3 separate regions of the Homo sapiens genome follow, and all the other regions are linked to region 1. The links are chromatin contacts, found by Hi-C or POLR2A ChIA-PET in ENCODE. All regions are on one chromosome and are shown on one strand. Each heading gives the region's core, a stretch centred on a gene start or an enhancer-like site at or near the end of the contact. The rest is flanking DNA. Distances are from core to core; before and after follow the strand shown. Region 1 holds the start of PARP16 (poly(ADP-ribose) polymerase family member 16). Region 2 holds the start of RAB11A (RAB11A, member RAS oncogene family). Region 3 overlaps OAZ2 (ornithine decarboxylase antizyme 2).

Region 1 (4,594 bases), core at 1,132-3,631:
ACAGGCACGTGCCACTATGCCTGGCTAATTTTTGTATCTTTATTAGAGACAGGGTTTAACCATAGTGGCCAGGCTGGTCTCGAACTCCTGACCTCAGGTGATTTGCCCACTTCGGCCTCCCAAAGTGCTGGGATTACAGGTGTGAGCCACGTGCCTGGTCCCCACTTTCAATAATGAATAGAATAAACAGAAGATCAACAAGGAAATCTAAGATTTGAAAACAATATAAATCAACTAGACCTAACAGACATCCATAGAACACTTGACCTAACAGCAGCAGAATATATACATTCACATGAAACATTCTCCAGGATAGGCCATATGCTAGGCAATAGACAAACCTCAATGAATTTAAAAGGACAGGAGTAAACAAAATGTGTTCTCTAAGCCAGGTGTGGTGGTGTGAGCCTGTAGTCTGAGGTACTCTGGAGGCTGAGCCGGGAGGATCATTTGAGGCCAGAAGTTCTAGGCTGCAATGTGCTATGATCATGCTTGTGAATAGCCACTGTGCTCTAGCCGAGGTAACAGTGAGGCCCAGTCTCTTAAACAAAAAACAAACATGTTGGTGATTGCTTAGGAGTGGGCGACATGGTAGGGTGGGTAGAGCATTGATAGACTAGGTGTAGAGAGTTCCTTTCTGAGGTGATAAAAATATTCTAAAATTGATTGTGACAGTTTCACATATCTGTGAATGTACTAAAAACTATTAAATTGTACACTTTAAATGGGTGAATTGTATGGTCTGTGGATTATATCAAATTTATATAAGCAGGGCTGAAACCCCTCCACAAGAAATGTGGTTCTGAGACCACCTTAGCAAATTCTGATAAAATCTAGAAGAATAAAGTAAACATAAGAACATTCAGTTTCACTATCAAGTAAATGCAAATTAAAACTATAATGAAATTCAACTTTGTGTCTATGGAATTGACAAGAATTAAAAAGAATTCTAATATTCTGCATGAGCTAAGTCATGAGAATGCTGGCCATCAGAGGCCCTTCCACACCACCCTGTGATGTGAATATTATCACTATGATTCTCATATCATATGTGACAAATATCTTCAGATAAGCAAATTTTATATATCCACCCAACAAACAATTCTTGAGGCCAAGGAGGTATCAGAGGGTGGCTTTTGTCTAAGGGCCTGCAATGAAGAAGAGGTGGAATGAGAGATGGTTCCCTGGTCTCCTGACCCACTCCAAGCTCTCCCTTCCTGGGGTCTGAGCTTCAGAAGCCACCTTAGAGTTCCTGGGTCCTATGAGAACCCCCATGGCTTTTGAAGCACTAGGGGCCTTGTGGTTCTAGGCCTCAGAGCAAACAGATTTGATGTGGGCTCCTGGGAGCAGCCCCCAACCTTTACCTGGCAAAAGAAGATGGGAAGCTCTGTGGTGTCTGGGGGACCAGTCTTCGCCCTACCTCCCGAAGTCATAGATGCAATCCAATGGCATGGGACCACCTCTCCTCTGAGTCCAGGGCCCAGCACAGCCTGGATGCAGAAGGAGAAGTTTCTTCCTCAGAAGATCCTGCAGGGTAGGAGTGTGTGCGGTGTGTTGGTTTAAGCACAATGGTCTGTGTTTAGATTTGCATGTGACCATGAGGTCACACTTTGGGGTTTTCTCTAATGAAGGTTCTGAGTAGGGAGAGGGGATGGGAGTCTAGTCCTTACCCTCCAGCAGAGTTAAGTCAATGCCCCTCTGCTCTCCCCCAAGCTCCCTGTCAGAGAGGTCTCCCAAGGAGGATCTTGGGGCATTTGAGGCCAGAGACTTAAGCAATTCAGAGAATTCTGGAGGCTGAAAAGCAGAGGAAAAGTCTTTTGGTTTTCCAAAGATCTCGGTGTGAATCCTAGATTTACCCATCTGGCTGTGGGATCTTGGGCAAGCATTGCAGCACTCTAAGCCTCAGTTTCCCTGGGTGTTAAATGGCTCCTTCTGTGCAGTTTTGGAGGGAAAAGATTCAAGAGAGACAATAGGTAGCATTAATACCCCAAGGAAGAGAGGTAGGCTCAGTCCGCAGAGCTGGGACAAAGACAAGTACAGGGGCGGGTCGAGAGGGTGCCCACATCAATTTCTACCAGGGCTGCTGCTGCTGTGAGGATGGCTGGCAGGGGCGTGGGCGACGTCGCCCGGCACACACTGGCGGCGGCAACTCTCGTAGCTGCGGGTGATCGGGGTCTGGGAGGGGCGGGCACAACCCGTACGGTGGAGCTGGCTGGGGCGCGAAGGGGCGGGCCCTCGGCTGGGCCGGGCGGAGCGCGGCGGCGGGAGGGGAGGTAGGCCGGGCAAGGCAAGCGGACGTGAGCTGCAGGCGGAAGACAGGTGGCGCCGCGGGCAGCTTGGCGAGAGGCGGGACTTCGGCGGCGCGGCGGGAGGCGGGGCAGGAAGGCGCGCGCGGCGCAGCAGCCTCGCCCGTCGCGGAGAGTGGGCTCTGCCCGCCGTCCCCCGGGGGCTGCTTCCCGCCCCAGGCCTCCGCGGAGGACACGTGTCAGCACGTTCCCGCGGTTGTCATTCCATTGTCATAGCCCTTCCCCTAGGCCGGGAACCCCTCCCCCCCACCAGCCCCAGTTCCTTTATCCCTGGGCCCAACCTCCCCGCCGACCCGCGGTCCAGGCCTCGGTCTCTCTCTTCGGCGGCGAGCCGCGGCCCAGACCCCGGCAGAGGACACTTGTCGGCACGTTCTCACCCCTGTCATCTCAGCCCCCTGCCTAGCTCCACCCCAGGCTTGGGAACCCGGCCCCTGACGGCCCATTGTCCGCGGGCCCAGCCCCCGCGCTGAACGCACGCTCGCCCTTGCCCCTAACCAGCGCGTCTACCCCGGCAACGCGCAGTGACCTGGGATGCAGCCCTCAGGCTGGGCGGCCGCCAGGGAGGCGGCGGGCCGCGACATGCTGGCCGCCGACCTCCGGTGCAGCCTCTTCGCCTCGGCCCTGCAGAGCTACAAGCGCGACTCGGTGCTGCGGCCCTTCCCCGCGTCCTACGCCCGCGGCGACTGTAAGGACTTTGAAGCCCTGGTGAGTGTGCTTTGTCCTGGCGCTGCCCACTGCGTCCTGGACCAAGTGCCCTGTGGAACCACAGGTAGAGGCAGTTCCATCCGCATTAGTAAACATGACAGCCGCCAGACTTTCCATTCCCAGCTTGGTCTTGCCTTGCCTTGGGGAAGGTTTCCATGAGCTAAGAACACTGCTAACACCCTCATGTCAACGCTCACTCCCAAGGCACTTGGTGGCTGCTTCTCTCCTGTCAATGACAAATGACTCCGAGGACTGAAGTGAGGAATAGTTGCATAGTCCTCCACAGATTTTCTAGCCTGGCCAGGAATAGGGTTGATGTGAATCAGCTGTTTTGCTTAGCTAGAAAGTTATCCATCCTTTTGCAAATAATTAGACACCAAAAAGTCACCAAAGCCGCCCAGACATTGGTCTTCAGATGAGGTGATCTATGGGCAGTACTTTTATAAACTGTAACATCCAGTACATATGTAAGCTGTTATTTCTCTGATTCACCAGGCACTTTTTTTGCAGAGTTCACCTCTGGGTCAGCATTCAAGATATCAGTTATCCTTATAATCCAAATGTTTGGAATTGCCTAGAAAAATATAACTTACCAAAATCGATTCAATAAAAAGCAGAAAATTGAAATCGCCAATAGCTGATATTCATTAAAGACACTGAACTCCATGTATCTTTGGGACCTGTCAAGTGTGGCAGTCTCCCTTCCTTGCCATGGAAGAGCATATTCTTGTTTACCAGCAAAGCTGTCACCATTTAATTGGTATCAGATTCTGACTTGCACAAGTAACATTCTTCACTGTTAAAAACTTGGAGGGGCCAGGCTCGGTGGCTCATGCTTGTAATCCCAGCACTTTGGGAGGCCAAGGCGGGCAGATTACCTGAGGTTGGGAGTTCAAGACCAACCTGACCAACATGGAGAAATCCCGTCTCTATTAAAAATACAAAAAGTTAGCCGGGCGTGGTGGCGCATGCCTGTAATCCCAGCTACTCTGGAAGCTGAGACAGGAGAATCGCTTGAACCCGGGAGGCGGACGTTGTGGTGAGCCGAGATTGCGCCATTGCAGTCCAGCCTGGGCAACAAGAATGAAACTCCATTAAAAAAAAAAAAAAAACCTGGAGGGTGCCAGGTTATTGGGCGAACTTTTCTAGACTATTGTAGAAAAAGAAGAAAAAGGCTGAGTGGCTCATGCCTGTAATCCCAAGGACTTTGGGAAGGCAAGGCAAGAGGATCGTTTGAGACCAGCCTAGGCAAAAAAGATTTCTTTAAATTAGCTGAGTGTGGTGATGCACGCCTGTAGTCCCAGCTACTTGGGAGGCTGAGGCGGGAGGATGGCTTGAGTCCAAGAGGTCGAGGCTGCAATGAGCTGTAATCACACCACTGCCCTCCAGCCTGGGCAACACAGCAAGTCTCTCTCTCAAAAAAAAAAAAAAAAAAAAAAAAGACGTTGGATTAGTAGTCAAGGATTTTCCCTCAAAGAAAACTCTGGACGTAGCTGGTGTCATTGGTGAGTTGTAGCAATCACTGAGGGAATAAGTAATTCCCAGTTTTACACAGAGTATTAAAAAAGAGGCTAGCATAACCT
Region 2 (4,417 bases), core at 1,760-4,259, 580 kb before region 1:
TCGCGTCATTGCACTCCAACCTGGGAAACAAGAGCGAAATACCATCTCAAAAAAAAAAAAAAAAAGTAGAAATCCTCCTTAGCAGAATTTTTAACACCCTATCTTAAACAGCAAAATGCACAACAAAATGAAACCATAACCCATGGAAACATAAAATGCATTCGAAGTTCCTAGTTTTATTTTCTTTAATAATATTTAAATGCTCTTGTAGTTGAACCTACATTTAAGGTTCAAAAAACTGACAAAGGCCAGGCACAGTGGCTCACGCCTATAATCCCAGCACTTGGGGAGGCTGAGGAAGGTGGATTGCTTAAGTCCAGGAGTGCGAGACCAGCCTGGGCAACATGGCAAAACCCTGTCTTTACAAAAAAACAAAAAACTAGCCGGGCGTGGTGGCGCGCTCCTGTAGTCTCAGCTACTCCTAGGAGCTAGAGAGTAGCTAGGGAGGCTGAGGTCGGGGGGTCACCTGAGCCTGAGGAGGCCGAGACTGCAGTGAGCCTTGATTGTGCCACTGCACTCCAGCCTGGGGGACAGAGCGAGACCCTGTCTCCAAAAAAAAAAAAAAAAAAAAAAAAAAAAACTGACAAAACCACAGTAACTTCTTTCACATTATTACCATTTATTGAGTCCTCATGGTTAAAATTTTACGAACAGTCTCATTATTTAATTCTCACAATCTTAAGAGGCAGGTATTTTCCTTTTTATAAAGTAGAGAACTGAGACTCAGAAAAGTTAACTTTTCCAAGGTCATAAAGTAAATATAAGACCTGAGTCAGGATCTAAACCGAGGTCTACGTGATTCCAAAGCTCAGTGCTCTCAATTGTTGCTAGAAGGATGGTCTAATCAAAAAGTTAAAATACTTTAGGCCAATTCAGAATATTTAATATTCTTTGTTAAAAAATAAAAGGACCTTGTATAACCAACATTCAAGTTCAAACCAAACAGGAGAAATACCCTGACGGTCTATCTTGTTCTGAATTAATTACTTCAAAGACAACCTTTATAAAAGCACACTACCATTATACCATATTTCAAAACACAAACCTAACCTTTAACCCCAAAGTCTCAAGAGATTCAAATAGTTTCACATCATCTCAGATACCTTCGGCAAAAGGTATGCTGTCATATACTTTTTGTAATCCAGGCCTCAGTTTTGTATTTGTAAAATGAACTAAGTACCCTGAAAGTACTTTCCAGTATGGAGGGGGAGGGTGGATACCAAAAGTATTCACCCTATACAGTAGAATATTCTGAGTCAGAGGAGTAAGAGATGATAAGAGTATAACAGCAGACTAGTTAGTATAACAAGATTTGCAAAGTATTGGGAAAGCAAAGAAATCTTTCCTGCTTGGTTTAGTCAATCATTCTTAGCACCCAATGGCAAAGACAGAAACAGTCACCATGCTTAACACTCTTGAAACTCCACCCTCCACAGTAAAGCTTTAATAGCAATGGCTTCTTCCTCAGTGGTAATGATCTTTGTTCGGCACACTACTGATGGCTACCTTCCCAATTCAGGAGCAGAGAAAGAGCATCAGAGTGAGAGTGCATTCACTGAACAAAAAAAGCATCTACTGTACTCTCTTCTCATTGAAAAATGTACCCTTTATCTTCGTTGATTAAAAAAAAAAACCGGATTCCTTCCGGACTCAACCAATAAGCAATTCTTTCTAACCAACCCTGACCCTCCAATATGTTCTGTCCAAGGGCACTACATGTTTCCGTATCTTATAATAAATATTTAATGTAACCAAAAGAGCACACAACTTCCTCCCACCCCCAACCTTTTGGGAAAGGTATGTGGCTAACTAGGGCTCTTCCCTTCCTGTTGGATCCTCCCAGCGTTGCAGCAGGAAGCAACCAGTTCATAGAGATAAAGCAAGCTAGTATTTGTGCAGCGCACAACCTTTCCTGCTCAGGAACCAGGCCTTCAGGTCTGGCAAGGATAACAGCCACCACCCATCCGCAACCTCATCTCGCGAACCGAGTAAAGAGTTATCCCGGGTTGGGTGCCACTGAGTAGGGAGGGCAAGAAAAGAAAAGGCTAGGTGGGAAGTAATGTCAGCCTGCCGGGTCACTGCGACAAGTGCGCGAGTGGGTGATGGGCGATCCCTCTTACCCTCCCTCCCACCACCCAGGTCGCAACGGAGACAAGGGAGCTCTAAACACGATTTGGGGAGGGAAGGTAGAGAGAGTTGCCAAATGGGGAGTGGGAGAGGGAGCGGTCAGAGAAGGTTAAGGACCGCGAGAACCGCGGGGCGGAGGGTGGGGGCGGAGGCCCTTGGCCCGCTCAGATTTTACGGGGTCCTGGACCCGGGATGGGAGAAGCTTAGAGGGGCGGCCGTCCAAGTGGAGGGGAGATACAGAAGAGACGCTCGCTCGAGGGGGGAAAGAGGGCAGATAAGAAAAAGACCTGTAATGGGAGTCTGCACCGAAGGCAAGGCCAAGAGGGAAGCGAAGAACCCGTCAGAGGGGCTTCGGGAGAGGACGCGAGCTGGGAAGGGTGTACGCCGAGGGGGAGGGGGCGCTACACCCGAAAAGAGAGATGGTGGGAGGAGCGGCGGGGCCGTAGAACCCGGGGAAAGGAATTCGACGATGTGGGAGAAGGCAGTCCGCCAGGGGAAGGACACGCAGGGAGGGGCTCTGAGGCCAGCGAAGGCCTATGGAGAGGTCGCTCAGAGAGCGGCATGTGATGGGGACCCCTGTCTGAGCGGGGGAGAAGAGGCTGAGCTGGGTAGGAGACGGAACCGCACAAAAAGGAAGGGCTGAGGGAGGCCTATATCAGTGCAGGGGTGGCCGGCACGAGGGTCCACCGGGAGTGGCCCGGGTCCCCGAACGAGGACTGTGTAGAGTGCGAGAGCCCATGGCCTCACCTTTAAAGAGGTAGTCGTACTCGTCGTCGCGGGTGCCCATTGCGCGGCCGAGGAGCGAAAGGGCGGGAGCAGCAGTGGTATCTGTGGGACCAGGGGGCGTCGCTGCAGGGGTAACCCGAGCGCCGAGCTTCAACTGCCGGACTGGGTGAAGAGCCCCTCCCTGCCGCTGCGCCATTTCCGGCAGGCCCCAGCCTTTAAGGGGAAGTACTTCCGGGGGCGGCGCCCCGCCCCTGAGCCCAACAAGGGCGGTGTGCGCGAGAGTCGAGATGCGTGGGGCTTCAAGCTTTAGTCGCTAAAGGAGGCTCAAAGGGGAAACTGAGTCCTGGAACTCCTAGCTACCATAGTCTTAGTGGCCGCTTGCTCATTTCTCGAGCTACCGTGCCGGAAGCGGCTCGCTGGAACCAGGCGGGACCGCCTGTGAGTGGTGGGTTTGTGGATGGGGGCGGGGTTCTCTGAGGATTAGACAGCCGAAGGCAGCTACACATGCGTGGCGGTTCCATGGTGTAATGGTTAGCACTCTGGACTCTGAATCCAGCGATCCGAGTTCAAATCTCGGTGGAACCTGCATTGGTTTTTGTTTTTTTAATCTTGACAACATCTTTAATTCACTTTTTTGGTCACTAAGTAATTGAACAACTATGACACATCTTAAGATGGAGATGTAAAATTTAATCCTTGCCTATGAAGACCTCACAAATTTCCCACTGCATTTCAGGTGCTATCTGCTACCTGGCGGGGGGTTGTCTTAATGAGCTTCTTCACTGCCTTTTTTTTAACCCTGGGCTTTCAAGCCTTGATTCAAAAGCTTCAGTGAAACTTGAAAATTCCTTTTGCTGGAATTTTCTACCTCCAGCTTCATGCACGGGTAGGCGCTTGTCACTCACTCCTCTCCGGAAATCTCGCAATCTATCTCATTTTCATTTAGAGTACTTCGCCCACCCTCCTCATCAAGATTCATCAAGAACTTGAGTCCTATTTGTAGGCCTCTAATCTAAGTCCGTTTACATAAGTATTTCATTTAACATGCCAAGCAAAGGATGGTAATTTCCATTTTAGCGGAAGTTTGGATACTAAGACTCAAGTGATTTGCCAGATATCATGTCGCAGGGCCTCCCTGTATTTGAAGAGAATTTTGTCATTCCAGAAAAGCCTTTATCCAATTATTGTCACACCTCCTACCTCCTATATGCAAACTCTCGATTTAGACTTGTGGGCAAGTATGCCTATAACAAGCAGAATAATGCCCCCTGCCAATGATGTCCACTTCCCAATTCCTGGAGACTGAATAGGTTAGGTTACATGGCAAAGGGGAATTGAGGTTACAGATGAAATTAAGGTTGCTTATCAGCTGACATTAAATTAGGGATATTATCCTGGATTAGTTGGGTGGGCCCAGTGTTGTCATAAGGTCCTTAAAAGTAGAAAATGGGCTGGGCACGGTGGCTCAGGCCTTAATTCCAGCACTTTGGGAGGCCAAGGTGGGTGGATCACCTGAGGTCAAGAGTTCAAGACCAGCCTGGCCAACAAGGTGAAACCCTGTCGC
Region 3 (4,532 bases), core at 1,650-4,149, 600 kb after region 1:
CAGCTCCTTTTAGCCATCATGAAGCTCTGCGTTTTCAGCATGGCCTCTATCCCACGCTACCCTGACACTGGCCTAAGGGGACTCCCAGCATCGCCTAGATTAGGGAGTGGATGATATGGCCAGAAGCAGTAGTGACCTGGTCCTCTGCCCTGCTTTCCTTCCCAGGACGAGAAGCTCACTGTGACCCAGGACCTCCCTGTGAATGATGGAAAACCTCACATCGTCCACTTCCAGTATGAGGTCACCGAGGTGAAGGTCTCTTCTTGGGATGCAGTCCTGTCCAGCCAGAGCCTGTTTGTAGAAATCCCAGATGGATTATTAGCTGATGGGAGCAAAGAAGGGTAAAGAGCCAAATGCTGGGGAGGGAAAGGAGGTCCCATTCCAGAGAAGAGTATATGTTTACTGTGGGTAACAGAATTGTAGGGGAGTCTGTGCCTTCTCCCTTAGCTCTAGACTCCCCAAGCAGATACCGTTTTGTAACAGGTTATTTTTAGCCAGTAAGACAGGCCTGCTCTAGGTTATAATTAAAGCAGATTGTTATCACATTAACCAAATGCCTGCCGGTTAATCGCCCCATGGTTCACTCTGACACTAAATCCCCCTGTAGCTACACAGTACTGTAGTTTAAAAGGCTAGGAAGCAAAAAGAAGTACTTAGGCCCATCACCACCTTCCTAGACCTCCCTCCCATTCACACCCCACCCAGGAAGCTCAGAGGTAAGTGGGATTTCATTGGATTGGGCAAAGACCCTCCAAGCAGCCAAGATGGGTAAGAAATGTCCTGAGGACAGAGTTCCTGAGTGGTCCCAGCCTCTTGAGAAAATCCTTTTAGGCAGTGTTAGAGCCCAGAGTGTCCCTCTCAGTGGCAGGTGATCATATCAGACTTGGCAATCTGTGGGACACCTGAAGAACTGGGTTTTCTTTCTAGGCCCCAGACTCTGTCTTGTGGACAGCATTAGTTAAGATGGGTAGTGTTACTTTCAGATCTCCTATTGCAGGAAGAGAAAAGTTAGTAACATTTTTCTCAGGCGCTGTGGCTTTTTTTTTTTTTTTTTCCAAAATTCAAGGCTCTTGGGGTCTTGACATAGGAATCTTCCTCCTGGAGCTTCTGAATTTTTTTTTTTTTTGAGATGGAGGCTCACTCTGTCGCCCAGGCTGGAGTGGAGTGGTGCGATCTCGGCTCACTGCAAGCTCCGTCTCCCAGGTTCATGCCATTCTCCTGCCTCAGCCTCCCGAGTAGCTGGGACTACAGGCGCCCACCACCACGCCCGGCTAGTTTTTTGTATTTTTAGTAGAGATGGGGTTTCACCGTGTTAGCCAGGATGGTCTTGATCTCCTGACCTCGTGATCCACCTGCCTCGGCCTCCCAAAGTGCTGGGATTACAGGTGTGAGCCACTGTGCCCAGCCCAGAGCTTCTGTATTTATATTGCTGGTTGTAGGCCTCAGAAAAGCCTTTGGGTTGGTAGGGGTGGGGGTGGGGTGTGAATGGGAGGGAGGTCTAGGAAGGTGGTGATGGGCCTAAGTACTTCTCTTTGCTTCCTGCAGATTGTTAGCACTGCTAGAGTTTGCTGAAGAGAAGATGAAAGTGAACTATGTCTTCATCTGCTTCAGGAAGGGCCGAGAAGACAGAGGTGAGGAGTCAGAGTGGCCTGAGCCTTACAGCCCAGACAGTGGGGCCTGGGGGAGAGAAGGGAGCACCTCCAGGATGAGGTGGGACTCTTGAATTTGCCTTTCAAACCCTGGGAAATCATGGCAGGAGGGCAAGTGCCTGAAGGGCTCGTAAAAGCCTAGTGCTTATTTGTTCCATCTTTGTTTGGGGTTTTGATTTCAGCCTACCATTGTGTTTCTCATCAGACTTTTTTACACTCTGTCTTCTGCAGCTCCACTCCTGAAGACCTTCAGCTTCTTGGGCTTTGAGATTGTACGTCCAGGCCATCCCTGTGTCCCCTCTCGGCCAGATGTGATGTTCATGGTTTATCCCCTGGACCAGAACTTGTCCGATGAGGACTAATAGTCATAGAGGATGCTTTACCCAAGAGCCACAGTGGGGGAAGAGGGGAAGTTAGGCAGCCCTGGGACAGACGAGAGGGCTCCTCGCTGTCTAGGGAAGGACACTGAGGGGCTCAGGGTGAGGGTTGCCTATTGTGTTCTCGGAGTTGACTCGTTGAAATTGTTTTCCATAAAGAACAGTATAAACATATTATTCACATGTAATCACCAATAGTAAATGAAGATGTTTATGAACTGGCATTAGAAGCTTTCTAAACTGCGCTGTGTGATGTGTTCTATCTAGCCTAGGGGAGGACATTGCCTAGAGGGGGAGGGACTGTCTGGGTTCAGGGGCATGGCCTGGAGGGCTGGTGGGCAGCACTGTCAGGCTCAGGTTTCCCTGCTGTTGGCTTTCTGTTTTGGTTATTAAGACTTGTGTATTTTCTTTCTTTGCTTCCTGTCACCCCAGGGGCTCCTGAGTATAGGCTTTTCAGTCCCTGGGCAGTGTCCTTGAGTTGTTTTTTGACACTCTTACCTGGGCTTCTCTGTGTGCATTTGCGTCTGGCCTGGAGTAAGCAGGTCCGACCCCTCCTTCTTTACAGCTTAGTGTTATTCTGGCATTTGGTTAAGCTGGCTTAATCTGTTTAATGTTATCAGTACATTTTAAATAGGGGCATTGAAATTTACTCCCACCACCAGGGCTTTTTTGGGGGATGCCTGGGCCTTTAAAACACTAGCCAAACTCTAATTAATTCTCAAATCACTGCCAGGAGTTCTTGCTCCTGGCTGCAGGCCCAGGCCCCAAGGTCTCCTTCTTGGGGTCACAAACAGCAGTAAGGAAGAGGAATATATAGCAACTCAGGGCCTGGGAATTGTGGGGCAATCCGTTCTTAGGGACTGGATACTTCTGGCTGGCTGAGTATAGTACTAGCTGCCTCCCCACCAGGTTCCGAGTAGTGTCTGAGACTCTGCTCTGCAGGGCCTAGGGTAGCGCTGGGAGTGTAGAAGTGGCCTGCCCTTAACTGTTTTCACTAAACAGCTTTTTCTAAGGGGAGAGCAAGGGGGAGAGATCTAGATTGGGTGAGGGGGACGGGGATGTCAGGGAGGCAAGTGTGTTGTGTTACTGTGTCAATAAACTGATTTAAAGTTGTGGTTGGTCTATTCTTTATTTCTGAACTAGGACCAACTCCCTACCAAACTGTTTTGACTCCAGAGCCTAATAAATAGAGGTGTGGTGCGTGCTCCTTGGGAAAAAAACTGCAGTGTAGGAGGGCAGATAAACTGGCTGAGGTCTCTCTCTGGGGCCATATTACACTGTGAAATGCGGGGTTGCTAGGAGTCTGAGACTTACTGCCAGAGCCCCCTGGAGAGAGATGTGTACATATCAGCTTCATCTAGGAGAGGCTATACCCAAGATCCAATCTGCTCTTAGCTCTTCCTTTTCTGTAAAAGGCTGGGGAGGTTGGGTCCTGATACTGGGTTTTGGCTTTTGCATGGAGCTCCTGACATTCCCATTCCTGAGGTCTTTGAAGGATGCAGCACACACCTTCCCTGTTCTAGTTTTCCCCTTTTGGAGCTCAGTGTCCTAAGGTGTGGCTTCCAGTCCCCCACACCACAGCCTGATGAATAAGCTCTCAGTGGTACCAAGGGGGCTGGAATCCTCTTCACCACAGTTTTTTTAATTTCTCAAGGATTTACTGGCACTTTTTTTCTTTTGCTTCTGTTTTGCCAATTGAAGGGCATGTTCTTCCACCTACATTTTTGCAACTGTCTACTGTTAAGCTGTGGCTCTCACATTGCTCTTTATGGAGCCTGCTTGTGTTTTCACTGTGGGCCAAGTCATTTATCTTGGACTCTAACTTGTATTCATTAAAAGTAATGAGCTCGAATCCCAAGTTTTTTTTTGTTTTTGTTTTTTTCATGGAATCTCGCTCTGTCGCCCAGGCTGGAGTGCAGTGGTGTAATCTCAGCTCACTGCAACCTCCGCCTCCTGGGTTCAGGTGATTATCCTGTCTCAGCCTCCTGAGTAGCTGGGATTACAGATGCCCACCATCACACTCAGCTAATTTTTTGTATTTTCAGTAGAGACAGGGTTTTGCCATGTTGCCCGGGCTGGTCTCGAACTCCTGGCCTCAAGTGATTCCCACGCTTCGGCCTCGCCAAGTGTTGGGATTACAGGCGTGAGCCACCGTGCCTGGCAAATGTTATTAGAGCAAGTCTGGGACTAGAGACATTCCGTTGAAATCAAGTGTCCCCCACTGGGCAGGTAATTCCTAGAGGCAGCTGGCAGTTTAGGATGCAGATATTAAACAAACACAAGGAATCGACAAGACAGATGAAAAAGAACCAAGACAAAACTCAGTCCCTTACTTTTTCCCAAGAAACATGCTTGAGATTCTGCTGCCACCTATTGGTGATTCCTCTTCAATACGGCTAGAGTCACAAAGGCTAAATTGGAAACCCAGTCAAGATTTCCCTCTTCAAAAAAAAATCACCCAGTCAAGATTTCCCTTTTCAAAAAAAACTTTTGCTATTGAAGACCA

The links. Hi-C counts contacts between places; a loop is a spot of excess contacts on that map. ChIA-PET counts read pairs that join two places held with the same protein, here RNA polymerase II (POLR2A). Pooled maps may share reads with other maps.
Region 2: a map of CD8-positive, alpha-beta T cell shows a loop between it and region 1 (28-fold over the local background). The contact joins the promoter of RAB11A here to the promoter of PARP16 in region 1. A Hi-C loop is called at or near these places in 2 of 168 maps with a recorded cell type or tissue (CD8-positive, alpha-beta T cell and OCI-LY7), 1 of 37 single-sample maps with no recorded cell type and 8 of 50 pooled maps. POLR2A ChIA-PET finds 5 or more read pairs at or near these places in 3 of 52 experiments (CD4-positive, alpha-beta T cell, MCF 10A and activated B cell).
Region 3: a loop to region 1 is called in a map of lower leg skin, with 5 times the contacts of the local background. The contact joins the enhancer-like site here to the promoter of PARP16 in region 1. A Hi-C loop is called at or near these places in 1 of 168 maps with a recorded cell type or tissue (lower leg skin) and 2 of 50 pooled maps. POLR2A ChIA-PET finds 5 or more read pairs at or near these places in 2 of 52 experiments (HEK293 and WTC11).

The regions. Positions count from the first base shown.
Region 1 is chr15:65,284,670-65,289,263 of GRCh38, reverse strand. PARP16 (poly(ADP-ribose) polymerase family member 16) reads left to right here and starts at 2,381. Exons shown (of 6, transcript NM_001316943.2): 1 at 2,381-3,011. The coding sequence starts at 2,838. SNORA24B (small nucleolar RNA, H/ACA box 24B) reads left to right here and starts at 3,673; the gene lies at 3,673-3,803. RefSeq lists an enhancer at 1,937-1,986 and a silencer at 2,137-2,696.
Region 2 is chr15:65,868,083-65,872,499 of GRCh38, reverse strand. It overlaps RAB11A (RAB11A, member RAS oncogene family), which reads right to left and starts at 3,009. Exons shown (of 5, transcript NM_004663.5): 1 at 2,875-3,009. The coding sequence starts at 2,914. TRQ-CTG1-4 (tRNA-Gln (anticodon CTG) 1-4) reads left to right here and starts at 3,367; the gene lies at 3,367-3,438. RefSeq lists an enhancer at 3,136-3,195.
Region 3 is chr15:64,686,183-64,690,714 of GRCh38, reverse strand. OAZ2 (ornithine decarboxylase antizyme 2) reads left to right here. Exons shown (of 5, transcript NM_002537.3): 3 at 166-341; 4 at 1,546-1,631; 5 at 1,881-3,141. The coding sequence ends at 2,011. Among named protein-coding and RNA genes, the nearest start is that of OAZ2, 15 kb to the left of the region's middle. Within about 2 kb of position 2,899, at least 3 of the 41 ENCODE cell types and tissues checked have a DNase peak (open chromatin) inside an H3K27ac peak, as active enhancers do.